2 separate regions of the Homo sapiens genome follow, and region 1 is linked to region 2. Evidence: chromatin loops called from intact Hi-C (ENCODE). Cell type or tissue: CD4-positive, alpha-beta T cell. All regions are shown on one strand. Each heading gives the region's core, and the rest is flanking DNA. Links, peaks and the distances in the headings are about the cores only.

Evidence for each region. A loop is a pair of places that touch in the nucleus more often than their neighbours do. Peaks named below come from ENCODE experiments on the same cell type or tissue, not always from the same donor. Only the 100,000 strongest peaks of a DNase experiment are listed, where the experiment ranks them.
Region 1: it touches region 2 in a loop (5-fold over the local background); 2 of 110 quality-filtered maps call a loop at or near these places.

What each region holds. Positions count from the first base shown.
Region 1 is chr3:75,576,376-75,583,993 of GRCh38, forward strand. No RefSeq gene overlaps it. Among named protein-coding and RNA genes, the nearest start is that of MIR1324, 51 kb to the right of the region's middle. RefSeq lists a silencer at 3,880-4,089. In CD4-positive, alpha-beta T cell, for the core only: no CTCF peak of the experiment used is centred there; a DNase peak (open chromatin) is centred at 4,046; H3K4me3 peaks cover 324 bases; H3K27me3 peaks cover 190 bases.
Region 2 is chr3:75,188,178-75,195,795 of GRCh38, forward strand. No RefSeq gene overlaps it. Among named protein-coding and RNA genes, the nearest start is that of MIR4444-2, 22 kb to the right of the region's middle. In CD4-positive, alpha-beta T cell, for the core only: CTCF peaks have their summits at 4,086 (motif pointing right) and 4,285; a DNase peak (open chromatin) is centred at 4,074.

The sequences.
Region 1 (7,618 bases), core at 930-5,929, 390 kb after region 2:
CAAGCTCAACACTCTCACTCTCAAAGATTTCCACAAGTGTAGACCAATGGCTCTCAACTGGGGTGGTTTTGCTCACGTACAACTCCCTTGCTCCATGATATTTGAAACCGTCTGGAGACATCTGGGGTAGCCATAGCTGGGAGGGTAGAATGGCACCTAGAAGATGGAGACCAGAGATGCTGCTAACCATCCTACAATACACAGGACAGCCTCACCACCACCACCACGAATGGTCTGACCCCAAATGTTGTGACTGTGCTAAAGCTGAGAAACCCAGGTTTCTCCTCAGCAAGAAGGGAAAATACCTGCAACATGGATGCACCTCTACAGGAGCCCCAGGCTGACAATAACCATCCTGATCTGGTTTCAACCCTGGATGCTTTTACCTGGTGCGTCCATCGGGGATTTCAGGGACTCCAACGAGTTACCCTTGAATGCTCGGTTCCGCCTGACAACCCAGAAATCTCTGCCGAGGTGCCTGGTCTTGAGGAAGGCTCAGCAATGGTTGAGGTTGATAACCAAATACCTAGGAGAGACTTTTCTCTCCCTCCAGGAGGAGCTGTGGGTCAGACACACCCTGGGATCATTCACAAGCGGTCAATAAAGGCTTGGGAAGGGCCAGGTTTTCTAGGCCTTTTCAATGGGGTGGGTGTTTGTGGATACACAAGAAGCCTGTGAAACTTCTGATATTGGCAGGAAATCAACACCCCCCACCCTCCACACTCCACCCCCCCCCACCTCCCCACCATAAACACATGCCCTGCAGCAGGACTTGGCACTCAGGGGCTCCTGGGGGCCTGATTTACCTGTTAAAACATCCTCTAGCCACCAGCGAATAAAGCAACCCCTTGCCACCCAACCACAAGATCACAGCCTGGGAGCCACTCCAAGGGACATCCAGTCACATTAAAACCTCAGCCATCCAGAGCACCAGGCCTGGGGATGAGAAAGAACATTTTATCCTTAAAAGCATCTGAATGCCCATGCTGCTTCTTGCAAAGAAAAGTCCAAAATAATCTATTAAAGAACGAGGATGGTTTCGACATTTTTACCAAGTTAATGGTCTACGCAGAAAAATCTCATAAAAGGGCACTCTGTTCTTCTTGATCCACTCAGACATGGCCTGTGAGTGAAGAAACAGGCTCTCCTCCTCAAAGAAACGGCTGCTGATCCTCACACCAGCCTGACACTGCTTCATGGGTTCTTCAAAGAGAGTATTCCCATAGAAACTAAAAGGGAAGAGGAATGTGTCTGGCGGGCATTGTGGGCAGCAGTGGGCTTTGGGCCAAATTTTAAATTTGAAAATCAAGATTCCCTCTTTTCGAGCGGCTGCTGGACGAGCAGATACAGACACCGTGAAAAGAGGGTGCCATATTCAGATTCAGGAAACAAGGATGGTTTCTGTTCAGTTCCTGCATCATCCTTCAGGTCATGCGATTCCCATTTCCCTCTGTGGACCAAGAAATTCAGTGGGGTTTCTGCCTTTTAAATATTTCATTATCAATATGTCATTCTTTCAGCCTCCAGAAAGCATTTTAACATGGAGATTCTGGCTTAAGACACTTGTGGGTCTGTCTCTCTCTCTCTCTCTTTTCCTTGAAACAGGGTCTCACTTTGCCACTTAGGCTGGAGTGCAGTGGCATGATCACAGCTCACTGCAGCTGGACCTTCCAGGCTCTAGCAATCCTCCCACCTCAGCCTCCCAAGTACTTGGGATTACAGGCACACACCACCATACCTGGCTTTTTTTTTTTTTTTTTTTTTTTTTGGTAGATATGAGGCTTCACCACGTTGCCCAGGCTGGTCTTAAACTCCTGGGCTCTCAAAGTTCTGGGATTATTGGCTTGAGCCACCACACCCAGCCAAGAACCTTGTCTCTTGTGATGCACCCCAGAACAAAACTTCACTGCAAAAACAAACCAAGGCATGAGTTTCAGTCCTAAGTCCCATTTATCCACCATACACTATGTGCCAGGCACAATGCTAAGTGCTTCTATGGACGAGCTTCCCTTAATCTCATCAGTAACAAACCCAGGCAATGGGGCCTGTTGACCGATCCATCTGCCACTGAAGACAGTAAGGCTCAGAGAGGGTAAGTGGCTTGTGCCATGTCAGCCAGCTAAGGAGGGGCAGAACCGGGATGCAAACCCCAGCCGCCTGGTTCCAGACTCGCGTTCCCAAGGTCCCACTACACTTGGTCACTCCACTGCATTCTGGTATCCTGGTCTTTGGCAGTGTCCACGTAAAAGAGGGAGGTAGAGAGAGTGAGAGGGACTTCAGGCAATAAAGTTTTCCAGCGTTACACTGCCACCGTAATTGTGTCCCCGACCAGGACCTCTCCCTTCTCATCCTTTCCGTGATCGGCCCTGGAAAACCTTCCAGAGAACTGTCCTCCTTCTCCCGGGATCTCAGAGAAAATTCACCTGAGTTCAGTGTCCAGGTGACCCAAGCTCTGAATGCAGTAAAGTGCACGGGGAGATGAGGATGTCACCATGAGCAAGCCTCCCAGAGAGCATCCAGGGGCAACCCCAAGACTGGGCAGCGGGGGCTCTGATGCAGCCCATGGCGAAGAGGGCTGCCCGTGCTGCTTCAATGGGTTCAGAATGAAGGCCGCCCTCTCTCCCATGTGGGGCTCATTAACCACGAATCAAATTATTAAGACGAGCTCAGCTGAGCAAATGGTCAAACATAAAAACATGTGGAAGGAACAAAGAGGTCAATCCCATTATCCATCAAAAACCATCAAGGTGGCGGCCCTCACTGAGGGGTACAGCTCTCCAGTGGGCCCTCATCTGCCCTCCAAACCCACGTGCCTCCCACTGGAAGGCCAGCAAAGCCACACAGGAAGAGTTGGGGTAGGAAAGCAGAAAGTGAACCCCAGGAGGACAGGCTGACCACAGAGCCCCATCGCACACACACAGGCCCGGTGACTCAGGGGCCCACGTGTGCAAGACACCGGGAGCTCACAGGGACAGCGCCCCGGGGGATGCAAGGAACTTTGCCTCTCTGTCCCTCTCTGTAGGGATGGAAAGAGGAGAGCGATTTTTGGGATGGAAGCCATCTGCCTCCTCTCAACTCTCGCTGCTCAACAAGAAAGGGAAGAAAAACAGGAAGATGCGGGGCAGGTGAGGAGCTGGGTGAGCGCCGCCAGCCCGCAGCCCAGCAGAGCAGGGCTTGGCCAAGCCTGGCGCCAGGGACTTTCCCCCTACCCCCACCACAAGCCCCTCGCCAGGTGAGAGGCACCGACAGAGTCCCAGACAGATGACCCAGACAGGATGCCCAGAGCAACCCCCGCCCCTTCCCCTGCTGGGGGCCCCCAGGACGCGGGGCTCCCCCTCCCCTTTTGGCTAGCCGCAGAGTCCAGCTGGTCTCCCGGCCAGGGACGTCGTGGGAGAATCAGGAAGTCGAAGCCACACAGCCGAGAAGGGACAGCTGACATCTCGGAGGCCGTCACGAGCTGTCACTCCGCGCCCGCCGGAGTTGCCGCTCAGTTACCAACTTCAACCCGGGGCCGGCCACGGAGCCTCCCGCCGCCCCTACCCCGCGTCCCCAGCACCCCCGCGCCCCCGGCACCCCCGGACCCCTGCGCCCGCGTCACTTACTCCTCTGCCGTCGCCACCTGTCTGGGTGCCGGTCTCCTCCCTGCCCGGCCGCGGCGCGTCCTCTCCGTCCTCGCAGTCCTCGGGCTGTGCCCTTCCCCCCTCCCTCCAGCAACAGCCGCAGCCTCTTCTCCTCGGGAGGGACGTCGTCCTCCTCCCTCCTGGGCCGGCCATCCCTGCCTCGGGTCTTGCCAGTGGCTTCGGAGCTGCCGGAAGGACTGGCCATGGCTCCGGGGGCTCTGCCTGCACTTGGGGAAGAGGAAGGACCCGGCGCGAGCGGCCTCTCGGCTGAGCTGGGGCATCTGAGCGCGGGCTCGGTGGGTCCGCGCGGCGCGGAGCTGGGCATCGGGGCCGGCGCGGGCTCCTCCGCGGGCCGCTCCTGGCTCTCTGGCGCCCTCTGCTGGCCGCTCGCGCGCACCGCGGACACGCCGTGCCAGGGCCTGCGCCGCGCTCACCTGCCCGGCCTAGGCGGTCGCTGTCCCCTGCCCGTGGCCAGGCCCGCTCCGGCCAAGCCTTGCACCTCCTCCCCGCCCCAGCCAGGTTGCACCCCGATGGTCTCCCTGCCCAAGGAGGAGAGAGGAGAAGGGACGCCCCGAGAGGGTGGACATCGGCCACAGCCACCTTGTCTTTGCTCTTACCCTGTGTCTTGCATGGTTTGGAGGTGGTGGGAAAACCGAGGCTGCTCAAAACTCGTGGAGAATTCCGCCTGCAGGATGACATGAATGCACCTTCGCATTGCCTACCAACAGACCTTTTTTGAGCATCTCTGTGGACCAGGAGTGGTGATGGGGGAGGGGATATTGTGGTGAACATGACAGGCATTGCCTTCACCCAGTGGGGCTCAGCGCTGGGTGAGAAGGCATTGAGAATGGACATTGTCAATTGGGCAAAAGGAGGCCAAGGAGAAGTGCTGGGTGCATGGGAACTGAAAAAGACAGGAGGCTCAGCAGGTCTTGGAGCTGGGAGAGGGACAGCAGCAGCGGCTGTTCCAAAGGAAGCAACAGCTGAGAGAGATCTCAGAGAGTTGTTCTCAGCCCAGTGGAGCATGTTCTTCGGGCAGAGGGAACAGCGTGTGCAAAAGCCCAGAGGCTGGGAAAGAAGCAGAAAGAGGACTGTGGGGCTGGAGCGTGGTGGGCAAGGGGAGAGAGGTGTGGTGGGCAGACAGATTGCCTGGGACCCAGCCGTGCAGGGACAGAGGAGATAGGGGATCCTTGCAGGCCCCCAGCCAGGGCTCAGGCACAGAGACAATGCAGGTGGGCAAAGGGAGGAGATGTGGGGAAATATTTTGGAGGCATGCCCTGATGAATGAGCCCAGGATGCACCCTTAGTGTCAGTGTGGAGCTCCTTCCTTGGCTGTGTGATGAGCTTCACCCGGGGGTATTTTCTGGACATTGAGGTGCTACACCCAGAGTCCAGGACAGGCTAAGTGAGCACCAGCAGCTCCTGGCCTACCTCAAAAGCAGGAGAGACAGGGGAGACTGGGGAGGCCGGGAGGAAGGGGAATCCAGGAAGGCAGGAGAGGCCATGGAAGCAGAGGAGGCCAGGGAGGCAGTGGAGGCAGGAGAGGCTGGGGAGGCTGTGTCCTTTCCATGATTCTGCCCAGGATCCTAGGCCCCTGTACTCCCTGAGCTTCCCCACCCCCAGCACTGGAACCATGTTGCACAATGGTCTCTCCACTAAGATCCTGATGGCGGCCCCTATCCTGCTGTGCTCCCTATTTCAACCCTAACAGCTCTCACAGTGGGCAGCACATAGTAGGTGCTCAGGAAACACTGGTGGGAGAGCACATGGGTCTGCTTAGCACCTTCCTCTCTCCTCCAGCTCTCCCCTGTCATGAAATAATTCTGATAACGACACATGGCCTTTGAGACCCTCTTCTATTACTTTCCATATGCTAATCCATCTATACCTCACAGCAGCCCTGGGGGTGGGTGCTATTACGATGCCCATTTTACAGAGGAGGAGACTGACGTATAAAGAGGGTAAGTGACATAGGCACACTACAGGGGCCGGGGCCAAGTGATTGCAGCACTCAATCCCCAAAGGCAAGGTGGATGCAGTTACCATAAAAGACAGCAGAGTCAAAGCTGCAACCAGAATAGCCTGACTCGCAGAGACCTATGGTGCCAGCTGATTGTGGCATTCCTAGAAGTGAAATAGATAAGAAGCCTGCCACATTTTTACTTGATCTGTGTTTGCAGAAGAGTTCTAGGTCAGGTGAGTAGAAGTCTAATCTGAATCATAGAGTCACAGTCCCCAGTCAATTCCCAGAAATAAGCCAGTTCACAGACCCAGAGTCCCGTGTCCGAATGGGAAGCCAGGTCCCCTCCAGAAAGGACTCTGCTCCACTGCCAAAAATTTATACTGTCAATTTTTCTCCCAGCCTGCCCCCAAAGGAATACACAGCCTTTTACCAGGCTGACTGAACAGGGGAAAAGGAACTAATGAGATCTGTGCAGGATCACTGGACACAGGCTGTGAACTGGCACTAGGGCGAGACTAGGGTCTACTAGTCAGAATAGGCATTTTGGAGGTCAGGTGAATATTAGTGCAAGTTCATGTCATGATAGATCCATTGGGTCCCCAAATCCATTCTCTGGTTATATACAAAGGGGCCATGCTGAGATTCAAATTCAGGGCATCCAACATAGAGGCTGTGCTCGTACTCATGAAACATTCTGACACTAGTAACCTATTTAAAAATGCAAACACCTCCTGGGGCTAGCCAGAGTCCTCCAAACAGTCATGTAAATTGGTTCTGTCAAGGATTTCCTCCTACCCCCTGCTGAGAGCCAGTTGCAAGGAGAGACTAGGGAAGGGCATTGGGTAACTTTGTTGCTAAAAGCTGTTTTGGATAAAGACGTTTGGGAAAAGAAGCAAATAGAGTTCAGCAGAAGATGTAAGAAAGTAAGTTTATGTTTGGCCAGGCACGGTGGCTCACACCTGTAATCCCAGGACTTTGGGAGGCCGAGGTGGGCAGATCACGAGGTCAAGAGATCGGACCATCCTGGCCAACATGGTGAAGCCCCATCTCTACTAAAAATTCAAAAATTAGCTGGCCATGATGGCACACGCCTGTAGTCCCAGCTACTCGGGAGCCTGAGGCAGGAGAATCACTTGAACCCAGGAGGCAGAGGTTGCAGTGGGCCGAGATCATGCCACTGCATTCCAACCCGGCAACAGAACAAGACTCCGTCTCATAAAACAAACCAAAACAAACAAAAAAAAAGGAAGCTTATTTTTAAGCCTGAACAAGTGTAGTGGTTTAGGCGTTCTGCAAATACGGCCCCAATCAGGCTACAAGATGTTGTGGCAGGAACACTTACACCCAGTCACTTCTGGCCGCCTGAGCCACTTTTCAAAACACACTTGCACAGCTGTGCAGAGCGGCTGGATCCACTGGCAGCCGGCAGAGCCATAACTCACACTGTCACCACTCCCCTCAAACCCTTTCAGTAAGCACTTTATTTATTTTTTTTGAGACGGAGTCTTGCTCTGTCATCCAGGCTGGAGTGCAGTGGCGCAATCTCAGCTCACTGCAAGCTCCGCCTCCCAGGTTCATGCCGTTCTCCTGCCTCAGCCTCCCAAGTAGCTGGGACTACAGGTGTCCACCACCATGCCTGGCTAATGTTTTGTATTTTTAGTAGAGACGGGGTTTCACCGTGTTAGCCAGGAGGGTCTCGATTTCCTGACCTTGTGATCCGCCTGCCTCAGCCTCCCAAAGTGCTGGGATTACAGGCTTCAGCCACCGCGCCCCTCCTGGTAAGCACTTTTAATCAATGCAACAGGAATGAACATTTGCTGCAGAGCGGCAATGTGCAGGGAGGAACATTGTTCCACTCAGGCTCAGAAAGCAAAACCTCCTGGCTGTTTGCATCTATGCGAGAGCTCACAGGAAAAGCCCTCTGTGTGGCTGCCAGCCTCACACACTCCCCCCAAGGGATGAGTTTCTCTTTCCATGTTAATCTATGCCCTGACGTGCCATCTGTCAACCACCACACCATTCTCAGTTGACATTT
Region 2 (7,618 bases), core at 1,678-6,677:
TTGATGATCATAAATACCCTGGGGACTTGACCAGTTTTTTTAATCTAGATTTTCTCAAGATTCTATAAGTTCTATTTCTTTAAGGCGTCATTCCTTATGACCAAAAATAAAGTACATAGTAGGAGCTTGTTACTTCTGATTGCAAGACATACAAATGTTATTCAAAAAGTAAAAATTTTGGGGAGGCTGAGACAGGAGAATGGCTTGAACCTGGGGGAGCGGAGGTTTCAGTGAGCTGAGATCGCACCATTGCACTCCAGCCTGGTGACAGAGCGAGACTCTATCTCAAAAAAAGAAAAAAAGAAAAAGAAAAAGTAAAAATTTTAGTGTATGCGTAGCAGCATATAAAAGGAAAGCCAAATCCAATCCAAGGGTCTGTTTTGTAAGCAACATATACCCTATCTACATCTTCTGCTTTGCAAAATTATCCGCTTGCAAGATACTCTCTTCACACACAGTTCTCAGTAGCTAGATCACTTAATTATTTCCCCATCTTTAGGAAGCTCTTTTTTCCCACATGTTGTGCCGTACTTTCCTCTTCTTGTCAGTTTGACTACTGCTGCTAGTACCTGCTATGCCTCTGGTTCCATGTTACTGTCAAATCGCCAGCCACATTTCCTTCTGGGAAGCTTGGCCCCCAGAATTCTCCTCCTTTTGAAATGACTGCTACAATCATCCCTCATGCATCTTTTATGCACTTACCTCAAGGATCCCAGATATACCCATGCCAATAACTACGAGCGTACTAAATTGGACACATGCCTTTCTTTTTGCCTCAAGGAGACCTTGTTGGATATCATTTCTTAGTTCTCCAGAGGGCAGCAAATAGATGCCCCCAAAACTACCAGGAACTTATGGCTCCTCTCTCTTTTTTTGTTGTTGTCTTTTATTCCTGCCTGTGCAACTGCAGCTGGAGCTCCCTGAGAAGCTAAAATGCACCGAGCTCCATGGGTTAACATCTAGCCGCAGTGTAATTCCCCTGCTTTGTATTGAGGAGGGTGGAATGCGCTTGAACAGCTATTATGGTGAATTCTGTGTGGAGTCCATCAGAGACAGATAATGCTTCCTTAACAGCTTTCAGACAGCATAGATTTGTACCAGTCTTCATGTGTATGTTGAATTCCCTTGCCAGAGTCTCAGAATAGTGAAAGGGGTCAAATTTGACATTTAAATTAATATTTTATACCTCTATTATGTAAAGGAATTCATTTCTTGGGTTCATTAAGATTTAATATTTATATCATTTTAGAGTAACTTTTTTTCTAAATTAAGTGACGTAATACTAACTAAGATTTTCAAAAGACAATAAAATGGGTAAATTCTTAGTTCAGATAATGTTTTCTCTTCTGCTTTTGTAATTTTCATGAATTTACGTATTATGTGCTAATTGAGGGCAAGCTATTAATCAAAAGAGGTTGAGCCTCTTTAAAAAAGAAAGAAAAGGAATTCTCTCGCTATGGTGTCATGCAAATCTGGTGTAAAATATTCATTTAAGCAAAAACAATGTAATGGCATAGTAAGGTCTCCACTCCACCTCCAAGACTAACATTAAAGAAAAGTGACTCAAAGGAATTAACAAATTGTTGAGCTTATCTTTAGCAGAGGGGCAATGATGGAAACTAAATTAGAGAGGAAAATATTGAGTAGTGAGGAATATAAACCACATATTTGAGACATGGAAGGACAAATAGAAGAAGGAGACATAGTAAAGGAGATGGTGAGGTGCTGAGATAAATGAAAAGCTTTGATGGGGATAGACAAATCTGTGTGTTTTTGCAAAAAAGAAGTAAGAGGACTGAAAAAGACATTGCAGATTTTCCAGAAAATTCAGGTTAACAAGAATAGATTGGTTAGCCCTAGAAAGAAATGATATTTTGCTCACCTTGAGTCAGTTTGACTGGAGGAATAAGGGGGTCTGTATTAGTCTGTTCTCACACTGCTATAAAGAAATACCTGAGACTGGACAATTTATAAAGAAAAGAAGTTTTATTGGCTTATGGTTCCACAGGCTGTACAGGAAGTATGATTCTGGCATCTGCTCGGCTTCTGGGGAGGCCTCAGGAAATGTACAATCACGGCAAAAGGCGAAGGGGAAGCACATACATCACATGGCCAGAGTAGGAGCAAGAGAGAGAGGCAGAAGATGCTGCACTTTTAAACAACTAGATCTCACGAGAACTCACTCACTGTGGTGAGGACAGTATCACAGGCTGCACCTTCAACATTGGGGATTACAATTTGGCATGAGATTTGGGTGGGGATCCAAACCGTTCAGGGTCCCTGTCTCAGAGGTCATGAAATTCAGCTAAGTTCTGTGCTTTCCAGGCCACCTGTCTAGAGGCTTTGGACAGGCTGCTTAAAAAACTTGAGAACCCTGAGTACCATCTCTCCAAGACTAGTTCAAGAACAAGCCCACTGACGACTTCAACATCATTTGTCATCTCTCAACTTGCACATTGCCAACAATATTCTGATCCTAGAAGTGACAAAAATATTGTGGCTAACACTTTTTTATGCCTTCTGCTCTAAAGATTCTCCTCTCATTGTCCTCCTGGGAAGATACTGTAATTGATATGTAAACAATGTGGAAGGAAATGTATTTCTAGAATGACCTTGTTTTCTAGAAAGCCAACATTGCTACTTTGCCAAATTTCTCCTATATGAAAGGTAAAGACAAAATTGTCTCAAGGGATTGTGAGAAACAGCAAGTACTTCAAAAGAATGTTACAATTAAAAAAAAAAAAATGAAGGACGCCGCCTTGAGTCAGCTTTGGAAAATATGCTAAAAGCACTTTCTTCAAGTAGTACAAAAATGGTTGGTTTGTGAGACTGTTTCAATGGGATTTCAGTTTTAATACTGACTAAATCTTTTAGTGCAGAATTGGAAGAGAAAATGTCCTCGCATTAATCTACCACAGTAAGTGCCTTTTATTTAGGTAAAGGAGAGCTGAATGATTAGATGACAACATAAATACCAGCAGTGATAGCCAAAAAATATAGATACCTTCAACAACCCCAGGGGCAAGTGACCTACTGTTTAATATAGAGGACTCCAAAGAATGTTTATTTCTGTCATCTAATGTCACACAATTAAAATCTTACTGATGAAATACTCAACAGCGAATTTTATTAATAATTGAGTTTTTTTCAAAAAACCCTTAGGATTTAATTTTGATTCTCAGAACTTTATTTTATGATGATGATATTTGTTTTAATCTCATACTTGGTTCAATACTGATTTTATTATTTGCCCTTTTGGTATTTGGCAAACTGTGTATTTAGTGTGGTTTTAATGTTTTTCCATAGTTCTCGGGAGTTCAGGGAAAGGCCTCACTTTTTCAGCAGTATAAACAGCTTATTTCCCTAACCAATCCATTCATGTAGACAAGTGCAATTAAAAATTCCTTGTGATCCATTATTTTGGAGTGGGGAAGGGCTGCAGTACTAAGCCCCAGTTCTTCTCAGATTCTCCTTATCTATCTCCAAGATTTCAAAACAGGATACTATCATTTTTCCACCTCATATCACTATGGATGGGAAACACTTAAATATTTACAGCCTCATTTGACCACTGATATTTAATGAACCAATTTTGTTTTTGTCTTCCCCAATTCCAGAATCCAAGTTCAAGGGGAAAAGTCAAGGACTAGAATCACAGGTCATAGCATCATTCAGTTAAGCAGGGTAAGCAGAGTTCCAGCTATTCTCTGGGGCTGTCTTTTTTCACATATTTTCTCTGTTCTTTGTTTAGCCTTTTCCTGTGGATTGCTCCCTCAGATGTGGGGGCTCACTCCTAATTGGCATATTCACATTCAAGTGTAACAAGTTAGAAGTGGGGACCTAATTTTTCTTGGTTCCACTGCTTGATTTGGCTAAATGAGGCTATCTTCGGTAACATTAAAATAAAATAAATATCTAGTAATGAATCTGACATTTTATCCTCATCCTCGTGTCACTTATTTATTTATTGCCTCTCAGCTCCAAATCCATCTTTTTGCCTGCTCTGTGAAATGGATCTGAGCCCTTTATTTTTCTTTGCCAACTGACACAATGTTAAGGCTTGTCAGTAGAGGGCGCCAGAGAGACACAGCAGGATTTTGTTTCCTGATATTGGTGATGGTTCACCAGCTTCTGCAGCACTTGTAGCTTCTTTGGTGCCCCCCAACTATGATGCGTGGTGGTAAGCGGCATCCACCAGCCCCTCTGTCTCTGCTTCTAGTGGGTTTATACTGGAGTGTCTCCAATGAGACTCATTCCTGAGAACAGATTTCACTGCCAACCTAGTGGAAGAATGTCTGGCAAATTCCAGAAGAAGGCAGGTTTCAGCAAGTTCTGCCAGCCCCTCTTTCATTCAGTGAGCCACAGCTCTCTCTCCCGCAGGTCTGGATCCCAGCCGTGTGTGGCGAGTGGTGGGGTAGGGGAGCTGCTTTCCTGTGGCTGCTCTATCTCAGCCCAAGGGTTGGCAGCTGCTCCTTCTATCTGCTACCCTTATATTGTTGAGCGTTATTTTCACTTCCTAGTAGCCAGTCCCTTATTACTTAAATTTCTCATTTAGTAAATAATTCTTGTCCAAATTACTCTTTCTCTTTACCTTTGAATCCACACCGATGCAATCTTCTAGTCAAACACTGTTTTCTAAACCTAATGACCTTAAAACTAAATTCCCTCTGTTTGAGGAAAGAACTGAAATTGTATTTTCCACTGCTCTCATGCCACACTCAACAACAGCAACTAACACAGACAGAAGACTTCTGGGACCAAATGTGTGTTGGGGGGGTTTTGCCCCACCACCAAGCAAGCAATTCATTCTGCAGCAGACACCAGTTGGGTCCTACAATTTCATCTTGACACTCTCTACCTGGAGATAGCATCAGATCCCACGGGTTGAGGGCTCAGTCCCACAAGACTGCCCCCCTTCAGAAACTAGTCACAGGTTTGGCCTCCAGAACTTCTGACCAACCAGCTTCAAGTTGGGGTTCCCACGACAGGCTCTCTGGTTAATTTGCTGGAGTGGCTCACAGAATTCAGGGAAACACCTATGTTTACCAGTTTATTATAAAGAATATTACAAAGGAAACAGATGAAGGGATGCATAGAGCAAGCTATGGGGGAAGGAACATGGAGTTTCCCAGCCCTCTCTGGGTATGCCACCCTCCAGGAACCGCCATGTGTCTAATTATATGAAAGTTTCTGAGCCCTATCCTTTTAGGGCTTTTAGGGAGGACTTACTACCTAGGCATGATTGATTAAACCACTGGCTATTGGCCCCTTTCTTCCCAGAAGGTTGGGGACCCTGCCTTTGTCTTTCTGGTGACCAGTCCCCATCTCAAAGCTGAGGGGCTGCTGGCCATCCATCCATCATTGGCATACAAAAAGATATCACTTTGGAGATTCCAAGGATTTCAGGAGTTGTGTGCCAAGAAACAGGGATGAAGACCCTGTAGATATTTCACAATATCAAGCCCTCTTTTCTCGTCTGCCTGAAAGAATGACATATTTACTTTTATGCACCACATTCATGAGAACAATTGCTACTGGGGAGGGAAGAGGAAAAAAATGGAAGCAAAATGGAAAAGTTCTGTTTACCTTTTATATTTTAATTATTTTATTAATAAGTACTTGCAACAATACTTCTGCAACTGCTAATGAAAACCAATTACAACAAAATTACTCTTCCACTTTAAATAACTACAAAACTGGAAAGAGATATACGAAACACTGATTTTAGGTGCCAGACTACAGCCAGCGCGTGACTATGGTGATTGAAAGAAGAAAATCAAATGAGATATGACTGACCCAGCTTATTGCCTGGAGGAAATTATTCAAGCCACAGTGTAGGGAGGGGAACAAATTCTGGCAATCTTATTTGGCTGAGAGGAGAGAGAGCTGAGTTTGGATAAGAAAAATCTGCACAGGGAGAGAGAGCTCTGGGGATTTGCACACAGAGTCCCCTTGAGTTTTTGGCTGGAAACTAATCTGTGTATGAGTAGGATGACATTTCCCCAAACCGAGGAAAGAACAACTGGAAAACCTTAGGCTGAACAATTCACAAAGCTCACAAAGGGCTGGGAATATTTGCATTTCCACCAGTCAAAACAGAAAGACCTTGTAATAGACAGAAAAATTGATAAAGTTTTCTAAAGGGATACACCTTAGTAGCAAGGCAAAATCAGTCCCAGATTAAAGTGTGCTCTGGACCTGCCATAATGTGCCTTGAATGAAAGCTTCAAAAGGATCATAAGGTTAATCCACAAGTAGTTACTTCTGTGGAAAGACAAAATCCAATACCAAAAGACAAAAGACAACACAAAATTAACACTATTCAATATTAAACTAAAAATTACCAGACATGCAAAGGAGCAGTCTGCAAAAATAGACCCAAATGATGGTGTTGTACCCAAAAACCTTGAGACAGTTATTGTAAATCTAAAGGTATATTCAGAGATTTGAAAAATAAGATAACTACAATGAAAAGAGAAATACAGACATTACAAAGGCCAAAATGAACTTCTAGAAATGAATGGTTCAATATTAAAAATTTGGAAATCACACTGGATGTGATTATCAGAAGGATAGACACCAAGAAAGAAAAGATAAGTGGCCTTCAAGGTCTAGCAATTGAAAATATCCAAAATAAAACACTGAGAAAAAGGAGTGAACAAAAAAAAAGATGCAGAACTTCAGGAAGCTGTAGGGTAATGTCAGTCTTTCTAATAAATGTGTCATTAGAGACCCCAAAATAGGGAAGTCAGTTGAAAGGAAAGACAAGAAAAAATAATAGTACAAATGAGACAGAGTAGAGAAGGGACTTGGCCCCACCCTTTACTAATATATTTCTTTTCCTTTTCTTTCTTTTTCCATTTCCTGACTGATGACCATTGGACCTTGAAGAAACTAAGATAAGCAGTGTTCCATCATAAGTCTTACTCAGGGAAAGTAACTTTATCATCTGCAGTGCACAAGACCAGAAGAATGACCGATCTTTACCCCTCACCTCATTATAACACTAAAACCTCTGCCAAGGGGGTTCTTATCTGCCATTTTCTGCTCATGTGATGTATGTGTTAGCATGATCCCTTACTACACCTGAGCATCCTGCACTCCACCCCATACATGTAGTGATGCTCACCTACTTCTTGAATTATTAATGTCACCTCCTTAAGACACTGCAATGCACTCCCCTCTGGGAGCCGGCTGGAGAAATTTTGCTCCAGTACTGTCTCCCTTGTGTTCCAGCATAACCCCCTAATAAAGCTTTGTCTGGGAAACTTGCTTGGCTTCATGTCAACTTCTATTATATGAGAGCCTAAGGACCTATGAACACTAACAAAAATATTCTCAGATCTAATGAAAACAAAAATCACAGTTGGAAGAATTTTAACAAACCCAAGTAGAGGAAAGGTAAAGAACAGAACAATAATATGCATAAGAATCTATGAAAGGAAAATAGATCTTGGGGCCCTAAAATCACTAAGCTACAGGGAATAGTCGAGCTGGGAACTGCTTAGGGCAAACCTGCCTCCCATTCTATTCAAAGTCATCCCTCTGCTCACTGAGACAAATGCATATATGATTTGCCTCCTTTGGAAAGGCTAATCAGAAACTCAAAAGAATACAA